Regions from separate parts of the Homo sapiens genome. Here region 1 is linked to region 2. The links are chromatin loops, found by intact Hi-C in ENCODE. Cell type or tissue: HCT116. All regions are shown on one strand. Links, peaks and the distances in the headings refer to the core of each region. The heading gives the core; the rest is flanking DNA.

Region 1 (2,916 bases), core at 273-2,772, 600 kb after region 2:
AAAGCAATGTTGAATTGGAAAAGCAAGATTTGAGAATATTCCTCTTTACTGCATTGTCATTGCACTCTAGTCCTTCTGATTTCCCTTGTTTCTCAGATGATCCCTACGCCCAATTATACAGAACAGTCTTCCTCTAGTTACTTATATCAAACACTTGCCTGCTAGCTGTGTTTGGCAGGCCAGCAGGATGAGGTAATAATCAGAAGAAAATGTTCTGGTTTATTGGCCTCATCCACGTACAACATTATTCAAAATAGTTCTCTGTGGGTGAGAACAGAGTTGCTTTGAGATCCCCTGGTCTAATGTTCTGTAGTAGTGAGGAGGAACAAAACTGTAAACTTTTTTGATCTCTTCTAGAATAATGGTAAGGTAAATGATATCTGCTTGGCCCATCCTTTCAGTAATGTTTACAGGCAGTTAGATGTATGTGAAAATGAGAGCCTTTCATTTATAAACATTTTGGCTTTACTCTTTCCAAGTCCAGCCATCTTCTTACGTACAGCCTCCATGGTCAGTACAGCAGTGTTTTCCTAAAAGCATATTTTGTGAACAATTTCTCCAGGATGATGGTAGTTTTTGTAAGACAGATGCCTAAAAGACATATGGTTTTCATAGATTTTCCGTCTAGACTAGCTTTATTTAGTGACTTTTGGTCTGAATTGGTCTAGTTAAAGTTTCTGTAGGAGCTTGTATAAAAATTTAAAATGTGGGTGTACCATTAAGGTGTAAAACAAAAGTTTGACTTCTTGTTGGCAAGAGATTAAAACGGATTGGTTGAAAATTTCCTTCATGTTAAGTAATTCTGATCATCTTATATGCCTACTCATCCATTCCACCCCTACAACACTGTCCAAAATGGAAAGGCTTACCCTAAAAATCCCATAACTGTTAAATTCATATACTCCTCACTGTTCCTGAGTAAATTCTTTGTGTTCCAGTTTATGTGTGTATGTTAGAAAGCCCTAATTCTTTCTGCAGACTCTTTACATGGCCCAGGGGACATATTATTCTTTACCCTTTTAGCACCAATTTTTACAAACACAGCATTTCTCTCATTTAAAAAAAGCGTCTGACAAGCCGCTGAGTAGAAGCGACTGAACCTTTAGGAGTTTCATAGTGCCTTCAACCAACAATGAAAATTCTGTTTTTCAAGGCGTTTCAAATTCTTGAGCCAGTGTCAAAGACTCATTTAGAAACAATATGACATGTTCAGAGGAAAAGAATTACATCTAGTCTTGCCCAGAAATCATCCTTTTGCTCCCTCTTTTGTAAGAGCTAATACTGCAGACCAGTCCCATCTTAACTGCATCAGAAAGAGGAGGCTCGTGGAAGGGAGGAAATGTGGGCCGTTCTGTCTCCACGAGTGTCATTGCTTGGCTTCCTTGGCTTCTCACGAAGCATTTAATTGGACTTAGTCACATATTTGTTCACTGACATGGCAGCCTGCAAAGCACAATGCCTCTCTGTTTTTCTCTGTTTGCTTTAAAAAATTTTGTTTTTAAAATTTGAGCTCTAAAGCATGTTAGAGCTCCTCCTGCTGGATTTAAAAAAAAATAACTGGGACGATTAATAAATGGTAATTCTTTTTCTTCATATTTACCACCTGGGCTAATAGAAGTGACAGAAGCCTATCATGTGGTGCACTTAAAACTGACCTTTTAATTCATCAGGTATGAAGGTCAGGCAGAAAGAAAATGTTGGTGCTACACAACTCATCTCTCAGTCTTCAAATTCCTCATGCTCTTTTTTTTTGCTGTTGTTAAAAAAAAAAAAAGGAAAAGGAAAGGTTATTTTTCTGTGAGTATTTCTAGTTACATAGTTACCCCAAGTCACATCCCCATGCTTGAAAGGTTCTTGCTCCCTCTCAGAAAGGGACAAAAAGTCTTTTCTATCTTCCCAAAGCAGAAATGAATTGTGCAGTCATACAGAGATTCGAAGTGTTGCCTTTTTCCTCCCTATCCTTTCTTCTTTTTCCTTCTTCCTCCTGATTTCCTCCTCCTTCTCAGAAGCGGACACTTGCCTCGCCCAGTAGCTAGTTCTCAGCACCTCCTTTCTGCCTCCTCCTTCCCCTAAATGGTGGCAGTTGGCCTCTCCCTCTCCTGGTGCCTGAAGTGGGAGTGACGAGAAGGGTCAGAAAAAGGTTTACCCCATTCACCATCAGTGGGAGTAGGTTTCTACAGCACATAAGTTTCTGGAGGTCTCTTTAGGAATAAGAGAGAAAGGAGGGGGGATAGAAGGGAGATAGGAAGAAAGGAGGGAAGGAGGGAAGGGGCAGGAAAGGAGGGAAGGAGGGAAGGGGCAGGACAGGAGAAAAGGAGGAAAGGAAGGAGCAAAGGAAAAAAAATCACTTGTAAATCTCTGTAAAACCACTTCCTTTCTCTGCATGCTTTCTCACACTGTATCCCTCTTGCCTTCTGCTTCTCTGCGTTTCTTTTAGCTCTTTCCTCCCCCAAGTTTATAATCTCAATGATATAGTACAAAGGCCAAAATACTTAAAAGTTAATCTCGGAAAGTAATGCTTTTTAGAAATCATATTTTAATACAACTAAAAATCCTTCATGTTACCTGTTTCATGACTTTATTAGGACTTGGGACAAAACAAGTCATTTGGTATTTGTGATAAAGAATAAGACAACCCTTGATTTCTCAAACTTCAGTACTTTCTGGCTTTCTTTCCTTTGCACATACCTTTCCTATTCCTGGAATGCTAGTCCCCTTAACTTTCCGTACTTTCTGGAAGTCCTTCCAACCTCCTAGCCTCCTTCCAACTCTAAGCTAGGACTCCAGATGTTTCTGAAACTCCTGAAGCAAAAATTTTAGCATAATCCTACTGTGGTCATAGTTAACTTGTCTCTCTCCATCTCAACAAGAAACTTCTTCAGGGCAGTGACTCTTTATTTCTGTATCTCTACCTCT
Region 2 (2,916 bases), core at 169-2,668:
CACTGGGTGGACTCCACGTAATCTCAAGGGTCTTAAAATGTGGAAGAGGCAGGCAGAAGACTCAGTGTCAAGAGTGAAGCAATGTGAGGAAGACTCACCAGTCATTGCTGGCTTTGAAGACCATAGGCCACTAGCTAAGGAACATGGGCAGCCTCTAGAAGCTGGAGAAGGTAAGAAAACTAGAGCTTCCCTAGAGCTTCCAGCAGGGAGTGCAACTCTACCAATACCTTCAATGTAGCTCAGTGAGACCCATTTTGGACTCCTGATACGGAACTATAAGATAAGAATTTGTGTTGTTTTAAGCCGCTAAATTTGTAGTAACTTTACAGCAGCCATAGAAATTGAATATATCTGGGAAGCTTTAAAAAAATGCCTAGGCCTGGCCCCACCCCCACAGACTCTGATTTAATTGGTCTGGGGTGCAGCCTGTGCATAAGAATTTTAAAAAAGCTTTCCAGGTGATGGATGCTGTTTTGCAGCCAAAATTGAGGACCCCTGGAGAAGAGGTTCTGTGGATGGATATGTCACAAGGTAAGGAGGAAGGAATTGCCAGCTAGTCTCATTAATGACTGCTGGCTTAGCTCTGAAATGCAAACATCAGCAGTCACTTGGTAATTGGAACATACTCCCCTCCGACCTTCACATTAGCCCACACCTTAGCTCTTTGCCCTTTGAGTGATGGCAGTAGTGTGAGGAGTCAGCTTGTTGCATTGGACGATTTCCTCCATGGGGCACAGCAGCCTCACTCCCTGCTATAATTGGGCCCTGAGTGTACCTCCTAAGGACTGCTTAATAAAGCTCAAAGTCTAGTAAACCATAAGTCATACAGTTTCCCTCTTGTGGCTTGTCTTGCCATTTGATTCCTGCAGATTTGTTAACAGCTAAATGGTCGATAATAAAAACCATTAAGTTGGATTTTTCTTTTTTATATACCCAACTGGCATTTTTTTGGAGAGGTTGTTCTGTGCCAGACACTGTGCTTGTGTTGATAAAAAGAGGAAAGATAGCTTCTGCTCACCAACTAGCTGGGGAGAACAAATTACACAGCACGTGGATGACTTCAGCAACCACCTGTGCATAAAGTGTAAGGGCAGCATACAAGATGGTCAGATGTTTGCTTAGAGTCTTCTTAGATCCTCTTGCTAGGCAGACAAAAAAATCCAGCCTCAATAAAAACTGCCCCCTTAAAGTGACTGAAGGCTGGACTCATGGTTTTGTTTTTCTAGCCCACGTCTCACTTGGTTCCTGTGCTTCCCACTAGATGGCACTAGAAATCACATTTAAGTGCTTGGGTGGCTGTAAAAAATTCTTGGGAACCTGGCACTTCCAGGGGCTCTTTCACCTGAGCCGTATTTCCTGTGTCTTTCTCTGGTCAATGAAGACAGACTTCTACTTTACTTGTTGTTCTCTTGCTTCACCTAGTACCCTATGCCCTCTGCTCTTCCACCATCACCTGTTTCCTGTCCATGCACATGGAGACAGCACCATTTTCTCCAGTGGTGGAAGCCTGTATAAGGCAGAGATCCTTTTACCCCTACATCCCTGATTTTAGAAGTAATGGCAGGAAATACAGCAATGGAATAATGCTAGTAAGACATGAAGCTCGTGGCACATAAGAAGAAAAAAATGTAACAACATGCATCTGGGCCTGAGCTGGTATGTCTTCAAGTTTTCTGCCAAGATGTAAGTCATTTTTATCATAGTAGTAAATTGGTAGATAAATGTTGGTAGAAGTAAAATTTGATTGAAATAATGGATTTTTTAATGCAAACCTGTCTGTAGTGGGTTGAATAGTGGCTCTAAAAAGAAATATCTAAGTCTTAAACTCCAGAACCTATGAATGTGAGCTTATTTGGAAAAAGGGCCTTTGCAGATGTAATTAAGAATCTCAAGCTGAGATTATATTGGATTGGAGTGGACCTTAAATCCAATGATAAGGACTTAGAATGGAAGGGGAAATGAGACAAGGGAGATGGGAGAAGGACATATGAAGACAGAGGCAGATTGGCGAGACATCCCCGCAAGCCAAAGAACAGCAAGGATTGCTAGCAGCTACCAGAAGCTAGGAAAGAGGCAAGGAATGATTCTCCCTCAGAGCCTCCAGAGGGACCCACCTCCTGACACTTTGCAGACTTCTGGCCTTTACAGTTGTGAGAGAATAAATGTCAGTTGTCTTAAGCCATCAAGTTTGTGGTAATTTGTTTCAGCAGCCTTGGGGAATGAATATATAGCCGAAAAGGGCTTTGTTTGTGCCACCCCACAGAACCAGAGAACCATTAATGCTAGTCTCATTAATGACTGCTGGCTTAGCTCTGAAATGCAAACATCAGCAGTCACTTGGTAATTGGAGTATATTCCCCTCCCACCTTCACACTAGCCCACACCTTAGCTCCTTGCCCTTTGAGTGGATGGCAGTAGTGTGAGGAGTTTGGCCTCCCAAAGTGCATGGGCTCTGGGCCACATGCTACCCCAGATGTGTTTAACCTTCACCAGACATTTTAAATAAAATCTATCGATTAGAAAATCGTTTTATACAAAATCTATAAAATTTCTGGATTCTTTTGAGAATTTAGAAGCTCCTGTGATGACAGGCCCATGTTCATACTTGGCTGGAACTGGCAAGCATCTTTGCCTTGTGGATGGGTGGTGTTTGCCACAGTCCCCACTGCTCTCATCTGTGTGTTTCCTGCATTTATGTTACATGCCTGGTCCTGCAGGCATTTGAGCTTGTAGCTCCTACATATTTAGCAGGACAGGTAGGCTGGGAGACACAGTCCCTTCTTTAGAACAAGGGGAAAGGAGTCCCTGGTTTTGTAGTCAGTAGTTCTGGGCGTTTTTTGTTATATAGCAGCACAGCTTAGAAGGTGGTTTCAAAATCCGGTTGCACAACAAAACCATCTGGGGTCCATTTCCTAT

Evidence for each region. A loop is a pair of places that touch in the nucleus more often than their neighbours do. Peaks named below come from ENCODE experiments on the same cell type or tissue, not always from the same donor. Only the 100,000 strongest peaks of a DNase experiment are listed, where the experiment ranks them.
Region 1: a loop joins it to region 2, with 5 times the contacts of the local background. A loop is called at or near these places in 15 of 110 quality-filtered maps.

What each region holds. Positions count from the first base shown.
Region 1 is chr1:172,398,164-172,401,079 of GRCh38, forward strand. All of the region lies in intron 20 of DNM3 (dynamin 3), which reads left to right. It overlaps LOC102724528 (a long non-coding RNA gene), which reads right to left. Exons shown (of 3, transcript XR_001738294.3): 2 at 1,656-1,753. Among named protein-coding and RNA genes, the nearest start is that of C1orf105, 21 kb to the right of the region's middle. In HCT116, for the core only: a CTCF peak has its summit at 1,526 (motif pointing left); a DNase peak (open chromatin) is centred at 1,478.
Region 2 is chr1:171,800,337-171,803,252 of GRCh38, forward strand. It overlaps the pseudogene RPS15P3. Among named protein-coding and RNA genes, the nearest start is that of METTL13, 20 kb to the left of the region's middle. In HCT116, for the core only: a CTCF peak has its summit at 1,248 (motif pointing right); a DNase peak (open chromatin) is centred at 1,285.